Regions from separate parts of the Homo sapiens genome. Here region 2 is linked to region 1. A link is a contact called in ENCODE Hi-C or POLR2A ChIA-PET data. All regions are on one chromosome and are shown on one strand. The core of a region is the stretch at or near the end of the contact, and the rest is flanking DNA. Distances in the headings are between cores, read along the strand shown. Region 1 holds the start of LYSMD2 (LysM domain containing 2). Region 2 holds the start of RFX7 (regulatory factor X7).

Region 1 (3,636 bases), core at 401-2,900:
AGAGGAAAGCAAATGCTTTATCACTGTTAATTCAAGCTGGTCTCAATGAATGATCATACTTGGAAAATATCCTTACCTCTCATCCATCTTCTCATCTGTAAAAAGATTAATTACACCTACCTCCTGGGCTTATTGTGAAAGTTAAATAAGATAAAGATGAAACAAGACAAACGCAATGCCTGCCACACAGGAGGCATTCAGCAGAGGGTAGCTACTGGTATTTCCCAACTTCGCTTTCCTCTGCCTCTGACTCAAACCAGGCCCCATTAAGGCACATAGAGAATTGTAGCTCTATGTTCACATGTATAGAACTCCCAAGAGGGCAGAATGGGGCTCTCCATGGCATGATAGAGTCAATACATGACTGCACAGCAAGGTCCCTTTCAAAATATTTCAAAGATAGAAGGACCTGATAGGTAAACATATACCGGCTTAAATATGCAAAATACATTCTCCTTCATACTGATGCTCCTTCATTCGGTAAAGGGCCAGAAAGAGTTTCACTTTAAGGGAAAGATATAGATAAGATCCTCTTTCTTCCCATTGCTGTCTAAGGTGCTTCAGGAAAGAACACTGAAAACTGATACAGATCCCAAATGTAAAAAGGCCATCACATAGCTCACAGTTAATTATAAGTAATTTTAATGAAACAATTTGTTCCCTCAGGTTTCCATGTTCTTCCCAGAGGTGTAATGCTATACACCCAAGACACACACACTTATAAATTTGTAATAAACGCAGCCCTCCAGCTCACCACAGTTCTTGGCTGCTGCTTAGCGACAGGTGTCACATTCGCGGTTGCCAGTGAGCCCAGAGGGTGTAATTTCACTTCTACATAAAGAAGCATAATCGATAGAACCAGAACCACCCAGTAGGAACAACTGCACCATTCCTGACTCATCACGGAGCTTGTTTTCACAGACAACAAAATTCACCTCAGTTGGGCTTTGCGTAAATATAGAGTAGTGTGATGGGGCCTGCAAATTGGGTGAAGGTGGTTCACGGGGATGCCAAAGCCCTAGTCCTCTTCGGCCTCCCTCACGCGACAGATCTAGTCTGAGCCTGGGCGGGGCACCGGGAACTCGATGCAGCTACCTAGGGAGGGAGCCCTGGCGGTCCGCCCCTCCCGCTGCAGGACCAGCTTTGGCGACCACTGCGGTGGCCAGCAGCGCGCGCTGAGCGAGCCCTGGGAGCCGAGCCGCCCGGGGACGCACGGCCGTCCCTGCGACTCCCCATCCCCCAAACCCCCACCCGCAGTCCCACCCCCACCCCCACCGCACCCCGAGCCGCACCGCCTCCTGCGCGGTAGCTGCCAGCCCGGGCCGCGGCGGCGCGCCCTGCTCACCGTGACACCGTACTTGAGCGCGATGCCCTGCAGCGTGTCGCCCGCGCGGACCCGGTGCTCCACATGGCGCTCGATGACGCCGGCGCCCAGCGGCGCCCGCACGCTGGCGGTGCTGCCGTACGAGCGGGTCTTGGTGCGGGCCAGGCTCAGCGACAGCTCGGCCTCCTCGGACTCGGAGCCGGAGCGCGAGCGCGGCGGCGGCGAGGGGGCCGAGGGCCGCGGCGCGCGGGGGCCGCCTTCCCGCAGGGACAGTGCGGGCGAGGAATCCGCCATGGGTCCTGCCGAGGCCGCCGGGTCGGGGAGCTTGCCAAGGGGGCGGCGCCTCCTCCTCCTCCGCCGCCGCCGCCGCCTCTTCCTCTTCACAGGGGCTGCAGCAGGCCGTTCCGCGGGGGCGGCGGACGGGAAGCCGAGGCGGGGAGCCGCAGGCCGGGCATGGCGGGCGCCTCCTCCTCTGCGTCCTGCCTGCCCCGGGCGCCCGCGGCACACGCACCTGCAAGGTTAAGAGCGAAAGCAGCTCCCGCCGCGGCCTGCCGGTACCGGGAAGACCCTGCAGAGCGAGGGAGCCGGGGAGCGCTGAAGCCCGCGGCCGTTGGGGCTAAGAGAGGGCTATCTGCAGGCGTCCTAGGCCCCAGGTGGACCCCTGCTCCATTGGCGATAGAGCCCTGGCAGAACCCTGCCCTGGCCACGGCGAAAAAAAAAAAAAGCGTTGCTCTGCCTCCTTTATTGATTCCCCAGCAGGAGCCAGCTTGCACAGACCTTCCAGCTCTGCCAATGCCAAGGGTACTTCCCTCCCCCCACCCCAGTGACCTCAAAGTCCACGTCACAGTAAAACTTAAGATCATCAAACACACACAGACAGCTTCTCCAGGTCCATCTCAACAGCCTCAGAGTCCAGTCCTTTCAACATTGCACTAGGAGGGATAGTGCTTCTAAGGCCTAATGGGTGGCCTCAAAATAACCCCCCTAGTTGTTCGGGTTTCACACTTTGTACACTAGTGCCAATTTAAGTCCTGGCTGCCTCGAAAGGCTGGCCACATACAATTCATTCTCCAGGCTCAGTAGTTGGAATTTACTGTCTGCATTCATCTTCTCTTCGTCAGTTTATTCTTTGACACCCTGAAATCGCATCTCCCTGCCCCGTATTGCTATTAATATTATAACCACCAAAGACCTCTTATCTGTACTCTTCATTTGAACACCGTCTACTCTTGAACACCCTTTCAACACACTGTATTATACACAGAGTGGGTACACATTTACTAGCATCTAGTGCCTGGTTTCTGTGTTATTTTGGACAGCTTTCCAAGAAGAGGTACCTTGTAGGAAGGTCCGGAGCCTGGGGGTTTGATTCGTTGGCTGAAGTTTTGGTATGTTGCTGTGCTGGACAGAGGCAAAGCTAATATTGCTCAGGAGAGAAAGGATGGGAGAGGAGCAAGCTTCCACAACACCATCCCACTCAAAACTCCTACAATGGCTCTCTGGGGACAACAGCATTACTAAAAACCTACATTGGCATTCAAGCTATTATTTCTATTTTTATTATTCATGGTCTGACCATACCCCATCTATAACTCATTCTGTATACTCTACATATTCCTGCCAAACAGAGCCTCTGAAACTGGCCTCCTTGTTCCTACTTTCATACCTTGCATGTTATTCCCTCCAATGGTAACACTCTTCCAGTACCCTCTATTACATTGTTTAAATCTTTAAGGTCTGTCTCAAATGATACATCCTCCATGAGATTTTTCCTAATTCTTCCCAATGGTCCCTTTTTCCCACCTGCCCAACTGTTACTGTTTCTTCTTTGAACTCCAAGAGGTTTGTATTAATACCTCTGGTTTAGTATTTAACTCTCTGTGTTTTGTGTTTGTACTTGCATGTACATGCATGAGCTTGTCTTATCTCCTCCAACAAATACGTGCTCCTGGGAGGCATAACTGGGTCTTACTCATCTTTTTAGCTCCAGCAGTGCCTAGCTCAGTGGAATAAAAAAAAAAATAAATACATAATTACAAGTGGTTGAATTGAGGTGTAGTAAAAAGATCCTGAATGCTAATTTAGATTGTTTAGCATAAGTCTGCCATGCATAAACTTTTGGGTGGTATCCAGTGTGTCCATTTCAGGACCCAAGAGAGAGGCAGAATTTGAGTCTCAGTATATAGACAAGATCTGGTAATGTTTCAAGAAAGAAGTCTCTTCCTTCAAAGAGTTTACAATCTAGGAATGAGACAGCATATAATGTTTTCCACTAAGAAAAAGTTTACTGCATGGCTGGAAGTTTTAATCTG
Region 2 (3,636 bases), core at 312-2,811, 4.5 Mb after region 1:
AACAGTGGATGGACTTAGTGTATTTAATTATTAAAAGATTCCCACTAGACTTTAGGAGTTTAATGCTGAAATATTGGAAATTTTCATACAAGAAAGTAAAATAGCGAAAGATATTCCATCAATGGTTTCTTTTAAAAAGACATACAAATGGCAAGACATTTGATTCCCTATATTTTAATTTAAAAAAAAACCACTTTGTTGTAAACTACCATCTTAAAATATTTTATACTAAAAAAGCACTTTCTTCACAATCAATGCAAAGAATAAACTCCCTGAAAAAGAAATTTAATATTAGGATAAGGGAGGCAAAAACATTCAGAAATAGCAGCTAACCCAACTGAAAGGAAGAGACACATTAGGTTTTGTGCTGCATATTAATATTCTTACGCACAGTATCTGTTTGGTGAAAATTCACAATACACTTCTTCCTCCTTCTATGGCTGCAAAAAGGAGTAAACACATTTCACATTCTCCAGTTCCAAATTCATGCCACCATCATGCAATATGACTTAATTTCGACCCATATTTCTGTTACAATGAGTGAAAAAATAAAACCAAAAAACTTGTTTATCTGCACTCACAATTGAGGAAGGGGTAAAAGCATTTTTTAGCTAAGAAGACAGGGGCTGATTGATGCAAAGTCCGCACACCTCCAGAGATCCTACAAATGTGCACCCGACTGGGGAAAGCCACATTCAATGAATGCATCAGCCTCCTCCTCCGCTCCCCCCGCCCGCCGCCCCCCACCCACTTTGCAGCAGAAATGTGCCTGGGCTTTTTCACGCGAGCGATGGAGGATCCTCTTACCAGATGGAGTTCTTGATCTTGTGTTGCAGCGCGCTGGCCTCTGTCCCTGGCAGCCCGGGCACAAGGGCTGGCAGGGCCACCCCCGAGTTGGGGGCGCTGGGGGGAAGCTGCTGATGGGCATCAGGCTGCTGTGGTGGCGGCTGTTGTTGTTCCTCTGCCATCGCTGCAGAGGGGTGGGAGGGAGGGAGGGAAAGATGGGGGCGCGGGGAAGGGTGAGGGAAGAGACCGGGAGGGGAGGACGAAGGGGGGAGAGGAGGAGGGGGAGGGGGAGGGGAAGAGGAGGAGGAGGAGGAAGGAAGCTGGATAAGCTAGGCCTTTACCCCAGGGCTCGAGTGAGTCGCTTTCGCCTGCCGCCTGGGGAACATCACCGGGGAGACCAGCGGCTCCTCACGGCCGGGGCGCTTCACCGCGGGAGAGGCATGGCGGCGCCCCTCAGCCCCCCGCTGGCGCCGCCGCCTCCTCCCGTCAGCGGCCGGGGCTGTGGGGGGGTGAGATGGGGGCGTTTGAAGACGAAGTGGGGGGGGCAGGCTCCCCCCAAAATCCAAGAAGAACGGTTGCTCAGGGATTTGGCGGCCAAGCCTTCCTTCCTTGTCCCCGGGGCTTTCTACTGCCGGGTCCCCGTGCTGCTGCAGCCCCAGGCACCGCTCCACGCCACTCCCCACGCCGCCGCCGCCGCCGCCGCTCGCTCCCGGCCCCGCCGCCGCCGCGGCCGCCGCTGCCCTGCCAGCCCCGGAGGCAGCCCAGTGCGCGCAGCCGCACTGCGGCCCGGCGCAGACCGCACAACACCTACCGCTCCGCCGGGGGGCGTGGACCAGGGTGTGCGGGCCGCGGGCGCGACGGGCCGGGATGGGGGCGCACGGCGCGGAGGGCGGCGCGGGCCAGCGGGCCAGGGAAGCGCGCCGCTGGGGGCCGGGAGGAGTCCGGCCCGGCTGGTGGAGAGCAGGAAAACGTGGGGGAGGTGCTGGCGAGAGAAAGAGAACTTGCGTGAGGAGGAGGAGGAGAAACCAAATTTAATAATATTTGGCGTGGAAATGGGATTTGGGCGGGGGAGGCATCTTCAAAGCAAGTAAAGAGAAATCAACATTATCCCCCTTCCCCTGCACATGCATGTGAGGATTACTTCCTCCCTGAGTAAATGAAGAGAACTGAAGCAGGTAAGACGATAAACTGACTTTTCAGAAGCCCCCAAAGAAGAACACCCGTTGGAATTAACCACCCTTTAGGTAATTCGGTCTTGAACGGAAATCGCGAGTCAGGAGCTGGGTTGAGTGCTCCTCGGTCGGGCATTCAAAGCCCTCCAAATCTGGCCCCACTTTAACTATCCAATCATAGCGGCCTCCATCCCCCTGCAAGAACTCCCGGCTCCAATCAGGGAAGTCTCCATGCCATCCTCAACGCGCAGCAGATTCATTCTTCCTTCGTGCCTTTGCTCATGCTGTTCCCCTCCACCTCCCCACCCCACCCCACCCCCTTTCCAGGAATGCCCTCCCTCCTTTATACCGCTCCCAATTCCACCCAGGCTCTAAAGCATAGCTCAAGTCGCGGCTTGTCAGGGTCCCTGCAGCCAAGGCCACTGCCTGCCTCTGAAAGAAACGCATGTAGTACTCACAACATGGAGGCTCAGGCGTCAGCCACGAGCTCCTTCCTTTGGAGCCCGTTGAACACCCGCCCTCCCCCCGCAGACTCCGCACCATTCCCCCCCTTCCCATTCATACCTAAATGATAGCTTTGCCACAAATAAGTCAGTCTCCTTTAAGAGCAGAAGAATTGGCTTTTCTAGGTGGGGCTGATCAGGGAGGCTGCGTGGATGTAGAATACAACAGCCAAGGCCTCTGGCACCAAATGGAACAGCTGTTCAGCTCACACTGACCTTTCTTTGGGCCCGTGGGTGTTATGAGCCCTTCAGCTTTAACTTTTCTGATAGAGTGTCTATCAGGTTTCTACCTGTTAGATCCTCTGGCCACTTTCCTGCTGTGTGTGGACTTTGGGCTGTGGGGCTCTGCCACCTTTTAGACTCCTAGTGGATGGTGAATCTGATTGGCTTGGGTTGCCTGGCCTTTGAGTTCTCAGTTCCCTGCCTTGGCCTGAAACCCTCTTGCTTTTGTCCACTGTGCCCTCTCTCCTGGCCCACAGACTTAAGGCCCAGACTCACACTGAATGCTTGCACGTGGTGAGGGTTGAGGGTGGGGGTGCAGGGAGGAAGAACACCTGTGTGCAAAATAAGCCGCCCCCCCGCCCCCGGGGCCTCTTGGATTACGCTGTGCTCCAACTACCCATTGCACGAGTTGCATCACACAAATGAGCCCCCTTTTCCATACTCTAAGGTCTCTATTAGCTTAGCCACTTTAGGAAACTATAGGTGGTTTACGACATTCATTTTGCATACATATCTTCATGTGGGTGTGTAAAGACAGTATTTTTGTGGACCTAATTGATAGACATGGTGTGCACTAGACAGAAGCTTTGAAGGATAAAAATAGCTAATGTTTGTTGAACACTTTGTGTGCCAGACTAGCACTTTCCATACATTATCATAGTTATTCCTCCCCAAGAGTGTATAATGTAGGTATTATTAGTCTCCCTCTGTTACAGATGAAATGGAAGCTTAGGTTAATTAACATTCTTAAAATTACCCAATTAGTAAATGCAGGAGCCAAAATTTGAGTCCTGGAAGTTTAATTCCAGAGCCTGCAAGCTATGCTGAAACTGGAATTACGCTGAAAAATCTTGAATGTAGGTATATATATACGTGTGTGTGTGTATGCCCTATATCACGTTGAGGAAAGTTGCCAAGTTCCCCAAGGTTCTAATTTTTTGCCTTGCCAAGAG

Evidence for each region. A loop is a pair of places that touch in the nucleus more often than their neighbours do. ChIA-PET counts read pairs that join two places held with the same protein, here RNA polymerase II (POLR2A). Pooled maps may share reads with other maps.
Region 2: a loop to region 1 is called in a pooled map, with 6 times the contacts of the local background. The contact joins the promoter of RFX7 here to the promoter of LYSMD2 in region 1. A Hi-C loop is called at or near these places in 1 of 37 single-sample maps with no recorded cell type and 8 of 50 pooled maps. POLR2A ChIA-PET finds 5 or more read pairs at or near these places in 1 of 52 experiments (B cell).

The regions. Positions count from the first base shown.
Region 1 is chr15:51,736,005-51,739,640 of GRCh38, forward strand. LYSMD2 (LysM domain containing 2) reads right to left here and starts at 1,651. Exons shown (of 3, transcript NM_153374.3): 1 at 1,346-1,651. The coding sequence starts at 1,618. RefSeq lists silencers at 1,100-1,309, 1,380-1,519, 1,530-1,969.
Region 2 is chr15:56,242,318-56,245,953 of GRCh38, forward strand. It overlaps RFX7 (regulatory factor X7), which reads right to left and starts at 1,562. Exons shown (of 10, transcript NM_022841.7): 1 at 1,128-1,562; 2 at 808-970. The coding sequence starts at 968. It overlaps LOC124903569 (laforin-like), which reads right to left and starts at 2,501. Exons shown (of 3, transcript XM_047433428.1): 1 at 2,417-2,501; 2 at 1,666-1,862; 3 at 1,034-1,565. The coding sequence starts at 2,501. The coding sequence ends at 1,116. It also overlaps a transcript of TEX9 not described here. RefSeq lists silencers at 1,088-1,157, 1,248-1,307, 1,458-1,747, 2,238-2,287 and enhancers at 1,534-2,179, 2,180-2,825, 2,538-2,587, 2,826-3,471.